2 separate regions of the Homo sapiens genome follow, and region 2 is linked to region 1. A link is a contact called in ENCODE Hi-C data. All regions are on one chromosome and are shown on one strand. Each heading gives the region's core, a stretch centred on a gene start or an enhancer-like site at or near the end of the contact. The rest is flanking DNA. Distances are from core to core; before and after follow the strand shown. Region 1 holds the start of NR6A1 (nuclear receptor subfamily 6 group A member 1). Region 2 holds the start of ZBTB43 (zinc finger and BTB domain containing 43).

Evidence for each region. A loop is a pair of places that touch in the nucleus more often than their neighbours do. Pooled maps may share reads with other maps.
Region 2: a loop to region 1 is called in a map of B cell, with 27 times the contacts of the local background. The contact joins the promoter of ZBTB43 here to the promoter of NR6A1 in region 1. A Hi-C loop is called at or near these places in 1 of 168 maps with a recorded cell type or tissue (B cell), 1 of 37 single-sample maps with no recorded cell type and 10 of 50 pooled maps.

The regions. Positions count from the first base shown.
Region 1 is chr9:124,768,738-124,772,705 of GRCh38, forward strand. NR6A1 (nuclear receptor subfamily 6 group A member 1) reads right to left here and starts at 2,574. Exons shown (of 10, transcript NM_033334.4): 1 at 2,283-2,574. The coding sequence starts at 2,382. It overlaps LOC124900274 (a long non-coding RNA gene), which reads right to left and starts at 1,743. Exons shown (of 2, transcript XR_007061773.1): 1 at 1-1,743. LOC107987126 (a long non-coding RNA gene) reads left to right here and starts at 2,620. Exons shown (of 2, transcript XR_001746926.3): 1 at 2,620-3,036; 2 at 3,965-3,968. RefSeq lists silencers at 1,274-1,523, 2,064-2,643 and enhancers at 2,356-2,923, 2,714-2,973.
Region 2 is chr9:126,803,059-126,807,102 of GRCh38, forward strand. ZBTB43 (zinc finger and BTB domain containing 43) reads left to right here and starts at 1,982. Exons shown (of 3, transcript NM_014007.4): 1 at 1,982-2,074. RefSeq lists a silencer at 1,597-1,646 and enhancers at 1,708-2,209, 2,277-2,336, 2,747-2,856, 3,007-3,156.

The sequences.
Region 1 (3,968 bases), core at 1,324-3,823:
GAGTTCTTTAAAATGTACTAATGAATAATTAATAACAAATGCAGTTCTTAGGTTTCTCTTACAACACTATTATTCTCAAGTAGAATTGAAAGCAATATTGCAGTAAATATTGAATTGCAGTAAAATCCGTCATCTACATTATATGCACAGGTGGGTACAGGAAGTATTCACACATAGGAAGGCATCACAGAAATATACACGCTAATATGGGATATAAGATAGGTTGGGGTTTGGATTCAAAAAAATCAGCATGGGAAAATTTAGATCAGGATTTACAACACTCACAAATTAATACCAAACCAAATCTCCACACAAACTAGCTTAAAAAGTCAAAGGCATTAAAGAAATCCTTTGTTCCTATTATACTGTCTCCTTCTACCCTAACTGGATTCCAGCTTCCCCCTTTGTGACACGGAATTTTATTGATCTCAAACATGTTCACATTCAGAAATTAGTTGCCAACGACAGCCCACGGAACGGCCAGCCACCTAGCCATCATACATCATACACAAATTAAAAAAAAAAAAAAAAGAGCTCTGAAAACACATCATTATTTTTAAGATCAGCAACATCAAGTGAAGTTAACCAAGCTCTCTTCTACACGGACTTTTCCCTTTTGTAAAAAACACCAGATCTCCTGAACTAACAAAATGTTTGACTAGTTAATAAACGTATGAAGGCACGGATCCAACCCAAGATTTCCACCGTCTGTAGCTACTCACTCATTCAACAATTGAGCGCCTAACTGACCTATTTTCAGGTTACTTTCCTCACACCTGCCAGGTCACTGTCCTGATTGAGAAACCTCTTGGTGAAGCAGTTAATTTTTAGTGCCTCCTAACTGTCCCGGGTGTTTGCATTCAATTTGAAATCTGTTACTTGTTAGACACTGTTCGGTCCTAGATCTCTCAGAGAACTGCGAGTTTATGGCGCAGCGAGGGGAGGAGGCACTGATCTCTGAGAGCCTCCCTTTATTCGGAAATGAGGAGATGTGAAAGGTGGAAAACAGGGCAAATAAATAAATCGGGTTTGCCGCCGGAGCGTTTGCCGGCCGGTGCGAGCACCCTTTGTAATGCAGGCCTCCCGGGGCGATCGCCTGCGCTAATTGCTCCAGGGCGCTTTCCAAGTTCAAAAGTTCACCTTTTACGACCTCACAAAAGCTCCTAACACGTTACCAATAAAAACATTCCGCGGCAAACACCGAGGAGGAAAATATCAAACAGATACAAATAAAACACCCCGCAGGGGGAGGGAGCGAAGGGGAGGAGGGCGAGGAAGCCCCGAGGAACCTGAGGACCCGGCCCGGGCGAGGGGGCGAGGGACGAGCGGTAGGAAGGGCCGGGCCAGGTGAGGGATTCTCAGCTCCCAAGGTCCCGGATCGGGACAAGAAAGAGGAGAACTGAGACTAAGAGGTGGGGACCGGGACCTGCCGGGCAGAAGCCGGGAGGAGGCAGGTGTCCGGGGCCCCGGGGCGGGCTGGAGCCCTCGGCCAGGGAAAGCCGTTGCCTGGCGGAGAGGGGAGCTGAGCAGGGGCGGAGACCGGCCAGAGCGCGCGGGGCGTTGAGGAAGGTGAGGCGCAGGGGAAGCAGGAGGCGCGAAGGGGTCCGAAAAAGGAAACGACTGGGGGATGTCTAGCGAACGGGGGTTCGGCAGAGGTGGGGGGCTCGTAGTATTCAAGGAAGAACGCTCGAGGCTGCAGAAGAGGAAAACGCTCTAGAAAGCTGAGCGGTACAAGGGTGCTGTGGAGTCGGGTCAACAGGGCAAGAAGGGAGCGTCCTCGGTGGGAGGAGGAACCCCTGTAGGGGAAAAGAGAGGCTCTGCGTTAAGGGAACCCGAGTGAGGGGATGCCCCCACTGACGGACCGCGGTGGGGACTTCCAACCTGAGGAGCCCGGGGGGAGGGGAAGGTTCGGTGCTGGGAAGACAGGGGGAGGGGACCCGGGGGGAGGAGGGAGGATTGGTGCTGAGGGGACGGGGGGAGGGGAAGCCTGTGCAGAGGGGACGGGGGGAGGGGGAAATGAAGCTCGGTGCCCAGGGACCCGGGCAGGGGGAGGGTCCGCGCAGAAGGGAACAGGGACGAAGGAGGAGGATCCACCCTGAGCGAGACCGGGGAGGAGAGGGAGGGTCCGCGCCAACGGGGAACGGGGTGAAGGGCCACCCTAAGGGGCCGCGGGGCCGCTGCGGCTTCCCAGGGCGAGGGTCGGCAGAGAGGAGGGGGATCCCTGGCGGAGGCTCAGGAAGCCGGTTCCTGCCTGGCCCGGGCGTCGCAGGCCCCTCACCCACCGTTGCGCGGCGGCGGAGGGAGCGCGGCGGGAGGCTCCAGGAACCCCGCCGAGCCCCCGCCGCCTCCCCCTCCGCTAGGCGGCGGTTCGTCCCGCTCCATGCGGTGGTGCCTAGGGTCCGCGCCGGGTTTGTTGCTCCGCCATGACCGGCGCCCTAGTCGCCGTGGTCGTCGTCCGCCGAGGGGAGGAGGTTGTCAGGAGCCCGCGAGCTCCCGGCCGCGGCTCTCTCTGGGCCCCGAGCCGCCCGGCTCCGCGCCGCTCCGCGCCCCTCCGCGCCGCGCCCCCTCAGCACTGGCCAGCTCCCTCCCCTGACGTCACACGCCGCTGCCGCGCAAGGCCCTGCGGGGCACGCTGGAAGTTGGAGTCCGCTCAGCGAGGCCGGCCACGCCGACCGCACCAACTGAAGGGGTGGAAGGAGGGATAAGAAGTCCTGAGAAGGGAAAGCTAAAGTCTGTCAATATCAAGAACCATGACAAAGCGTTTGATGTCTATGTAGTAAGCGGATACTTCCGGGCCTTGTCTTGATTGTGATTTCTACCTGATCAAAGTTCCCTAAGAGTCCTCGTAACCCCCCACCCCAACAATGAGTCTTTGCGAGGAGGTGGATCGCGAGGCAGCCGGGTGAGCACGTGCAACGAAGCCCAGCCCTGTGGGCGGGGCCCTGGAGGCGGGGCTTGAAGGTACTCACGTGGGCCTCTCCCTGCCGCTGCGGGACAAATTGGACCGGAGATTAAAGGACCGGAGTTTAACTCGAGGTGACTGCGTTCGTATGCAAATGGAATATATAAAACTCTTCTTTCCGGGGTAGTCTTTAAAGACTTTTTACCTCCGGGTGGGCGGCAAAGACTAAAGTTTCCCCTCCTCCCCTTTCATTTTCCCCCTGCCCATAGAACAGATGGGCAAACTAAGCTCCGGGCCATTGGGGCTATTAAAGAAAGCCCTAGGCTCTTGACCCCAGGTGTCTTGAAACCTTCCGTTTAAGAGGGATCCCTTGCCCAGCCTTGTTTGCCTTCCCCTTTCCTCAGTTTCCCTATCTGTAAAAGGGGGTTGGAATAAGGACAGGATCAAGTTGGAAGATCGCAAACCCCTGCCCCTCCCACCTCAGTTTCCCGAAGCTTTCCGGAAGCAAAATCCCGAATTTTGCAGCGGCTCCCGGCCGAATCCACCCGCTGCGGCCACCAGGTGGCGCGCGGCCACCGGTCACTAGGCCCGCCGGGGTGTCCGTCTTCGGCGACCCCATCGGGAAAGGATTTCGCTGCTGCCGCCAAGGGTCTAAGGCCTACCTGGCCCACTTGAAGACAAAGAACGAGAACGTTGGTGCTTTGCCCACTTCTGCTCTGCCGGATTATGCTGCAGCTTCCTCGGTGGCCGCTCATTCGCCCTCTCCTGCCCCACCCGCCCCACCAATCCCTTAGCCCTTTTATTTTTTTTTTGCCTAATTTTAAGTCCTCGTCCTGGCATTCGCATCCCTGCTTGGCCTGACCCTTGCCCACATTTCGCACCATACCCCGTCCCTCACCTGCTACGAAAGTTGCAACGCTTCTCTGCACTTGGGGGCAACTGGACCTTACCAACCCTGGTGAAACTGTATTTCATACGTAATCTGGGAGACTTACATTAACGCTCTGCCGTCTAAACCTCATACCTGCTCTATGAGATAGCAACAATATTGTCCCTTTCCAGCACT
Region 2 (4,044 bases), core at 732-3,231, 2.0 Mb after region 1:
AGATAATTTTCCTGACTTTTTTTTTGCAAGTGTATCCATGCGTTTAAGAGGGTATTCTAAATATTTCTTCTAGCAATTTTATATATTTTGTTGTAGTAATATTTGTAAATATATAGTCCTCAATATTGCCAGAAATAAAGTCCAAGTAAGAAGTTTATTTGGCTCATGCAACAAAACACTTAAGGGTGTCCAAAGCTGGAACTGTGGCCTAATGTCATATGGGACCTAGGTTCTCTCAATCTTCCTGCTTTGCCAGCCTTAGCATTTACTTACCACTTCATAGGCACATGATGGCAGTTGAACTTCCAAACTTCAGGTCTGCTTAGAGGCAGGAATAAAAGTGGCAAAACACTTAAAGAGTATACTCAACTAGGCTGGGTGCAGTTGCTCACGCCTGTAATCCCAGCACTTTGGGAGGCCGAGGCGGTTGGATCATGAGGTCAGGAGTTTGAGACCAGCCTGGCCAAGATGGTGAAACCCCGTCTCTACTAAAAATACAAAAATTAGCCAGGCATGGTGGCATGCACCTGTAGTCTCAGCTACTCGGGAGGCTGAGGCAGGAGAATCGTTTGAACCTGGGAGGCGGAGGTTGCAGTGAGCCAAGATTGTGCCACTGCATTCCAGCCTGGGCAACAGAGCAAGAATTCGTCTCCAAAAAAAAACAAAACAAAACAAAACAAAACCACAAGGCGGGGGAGCTGGAGCATACATGTTTGAAGTAGAATCTTTGACAAGCTGTTCTGCATCCACTCCCATTTCTGTGCTTCCATATTTGTTTTCTTTCATTTTGTTTTCTAGAAAAAAAAATTTTTTTGGTAGAATTCTCTAGGAAAGCTACACTCCTGTGTCCTAGGGCCCAACAACAAGCAAGACAGGCATAACAGCTGGGAAACCAATCAGCTTAAACTGAGACAGACAATATCAAACAGGCATGTCAGGCCCCACGAGAACATCCACCCTAAATCCAGAAGGCATTATGACCACATCGCTTCAGCTGCCTGGATTTCAGGTATAAATTAGTTCTTCTACAAAGAGGGCACTTGGTCTGTAAACGGGTCCAAAGGTAAGAGTCCCACCGCTAAAGACCTATCTCTCTTCTACACTAACATGGGGGGGCAGTGGGGAAGAAAGGGGCGAGAAGAGGTATGGAGGTTTTGGGAGGGAGTGGGAGAATTGGAGGCTAGAGAGATCGTTTCTGTCCCACCATCTGTGTGACCCCAGTGCCCAGCACAATGCAGCCCACGGAAAGGCACTGGTCCTTTCATTGACCATTTACTGAGCATCTACTACATGCCAAAAAGCGAGATGGGTGCTGTGAAGGCAGAAACGGATTTGGAGATAATCTCCGCCAGGCATACTGAGGTCAAGGTTTTCGTTCGTTTGTTTAGAGAAGAGACGGAGAAGGTCAAGGTGTTTTTGTTTGTTTTGTTGTTGTTGTTGTTGTTGTTTAAGAGTCTTGCTCTGTGCTCAGGCTGGAGTGCAGCGGCGTGATCTCGGCTCACTGCAACCTCTGCCTCACGGGTTCAGGCAATTCTCCTGTCTCAGCTTCCCAAGTAGCTGGGATTACAGGCGCGCGCAACCACGCTCAGCTAATTTTTGTATGTTTTGTAGAGACAGGGTTTCACCATGTTGGCCAGGATGGTCTCGAACTCCTAGCCTCAAGCGATCATCCCCTCTCGGCCTCCCAAAGTGCAGGGATTACAGACGTGGGCTACCGCGCCTGGCCTATGCCAAGGTTTCAAGAAGGTTTAGAACTCAGTATCTGCTCCCCTATTTTCAACAGCGTAGTCAGTCCCTAAAATTGACCCGCTCCAGAGTGTACTGCGCAGGCGCCCGCTACCTCCGCGCTCTCTCCCGACGCCCAGCTCAGACGGTAAGTCCCGCATGCGCACTCCGCTTTCTCTCTGACGCACCCCCGGAAGCACTGTCAGTTTCGGGGGGCGGGACCGGGAAGCGTTTCCGGGGGCTGAAGGCACAGGCTGAATCTGTTGCGGCAGCTGAGGCTACAACAGGCCTGCGCCGGCGGCAGAGAGGATATCTTGGGCGGGGGATGTGAGCGCTGAGCCCTTGGCAGGTACTGCGTGGCCAGGACCACGGGCGGCAAGGGTAGGGGAGGAGAAGTCGGTGGGGGAGTTAAGGGCTCCTCAGCAGGCCCCGACGCTCGCGCCGCTGGCCCCGCCAGGCCCATTCCGTGGACCGGCATACCAAAGCCCCGCGCGGGAGGTTGGGGTCCCGGCGCTCCAGCTCCGAATCCCGCAGTCTTCTGCCCACACGGCGCGCAGACCGCGATACCGAGGCCTTTGGGGCAGCTTCTCGCCCAAGGTCACCCTCGCGGCGGCGGAGCTCCGCCGGCCACAGCGCTTAGAGATCCCGCCCCCGTCCGTCCGCTGGCCTTTCGGGGCGTAGGGTGGGCGCGGCTTGACGACCTCGGGTTCGAGCCACCAATGCCTGAGGCCTGACGAGCCGAGCTGGGAGAAAGACTGCGCCTGGACTTAGCTGATCTTCTGTTTAAGTAAAACATTCAGCATCCCCTGTTGCTGTCTCTGTCACCTGTTGTAACCTGCCCTTTTTGTCTTTCAGCTAGGTCGCTGTCAACCTGATATTTCTCTCCACTTTGTCTTTGTCGGGGTATCTGGATCCTGTTTTATATCTGTCTCCACCTTGCTTCTGTGTCTGTTCACCCTGTCTCTGCCACTCAGCCCTTACTCTAATTCAGGGCCTGTCAGTCTGGCTTTTTGGCCATCTGTCTGTTTCTCTCTTTCTGCCAACTTTGTTTTTGCCTCTTGTCTCTCTTTCCTGAGTTTGGGTGGGGCAGGGCTGCCCAGACCTCTGAGCCATGGAAGGTGACTCATGACCCCGTGAAGTTCCCTGCACTGGTGACACTCTCAGTGACTCGACCGCAGTTTGGCCTCAACTCTGACAGGTGTCGCCCAACATAAGTGTCAGAGTGCAGGAGAGCCTGTCAGGGAGACAGGAGGCCCATTTTAGGGCCAGAGCAGCTTGATGAGTCCTCTCCTTTTCTCGCCTGTGGTTTCTCAGGCCTGCACAGCTTCCCAAATGCCTTCGCTCTATCCACTCACCACAGGATGGTCTCCAGGGATCTCTGGAGCCTGCTCTTTGAGTTACAGCTGTTTAACAGGCCTGTCTACAGGCTAAGAAAGGATCAGACTGAGGTCTTTGGGGCTACTGGAACAGTAGCAGGGTTTCTGGGATAACTGCATGCTTAGTTCAGAGATTGTGTCAGCATTTTCAGTTAAATTATAAGAAACCTAATAATTGGGAATTTATTATTTGCTTTATAAAAGCACCACGGGAGAAATAAACCACACACAAAAGGACAAATGTTGTTTGAGAGCACTTAAATGAAGTACCTAGAATAAACCAATTAAGAGACGGAAAGTAGAATAGTTTACCAGGGGCTGGGGAGAGGAGTTATTGCTTAATGTTACAGAACAGAGTTTTGGGGGATGATGAATAAGGTCTGGAAATGGGTTGTGATGATTGCACAACATTGTGAATGTACTTCACTGAATTGGACTCTTAAAATTACTTAAAATTGTTAAGTCTTAAAGTTTTATGTATATTTTATACAATACAAAAAACAAAAACAGTATTCATTGGAGACTCCTGAAACCAATAAGCTCCTTTTACATGTAATTTTTCAAAATTCATTCTGTAGTTGTTAGGAACACAGTTGAACCTGTGTTTATTGATTCCTACTCTCTTTACAGCAGTGGGTACAGCTGAGGTTCTTAGAAAAGTTTAGTTAAATGAATTTGGTTAAAATCTTTCTCAGGCTTTCTACTTACTTTCTGCCCTGGCTCTCCTCCCTCTGCCTTTCTTGGAATCAGTGCAAGAATGTGCTCATAAGTAGGATACTTGATAATTATGCTTTTCACAGGAAGAAAACTCATAAGGTTGAAAAATAGCCCTTTTATTATAATGCAAAATTATGTGTTATTTCTTGAGTTTCGTTATGGGGGATGCCTTTGTGGTTTTTTTGTTTTTTAAAATCTCTTATTTAAGCTGTCTATTTGCCTTTAA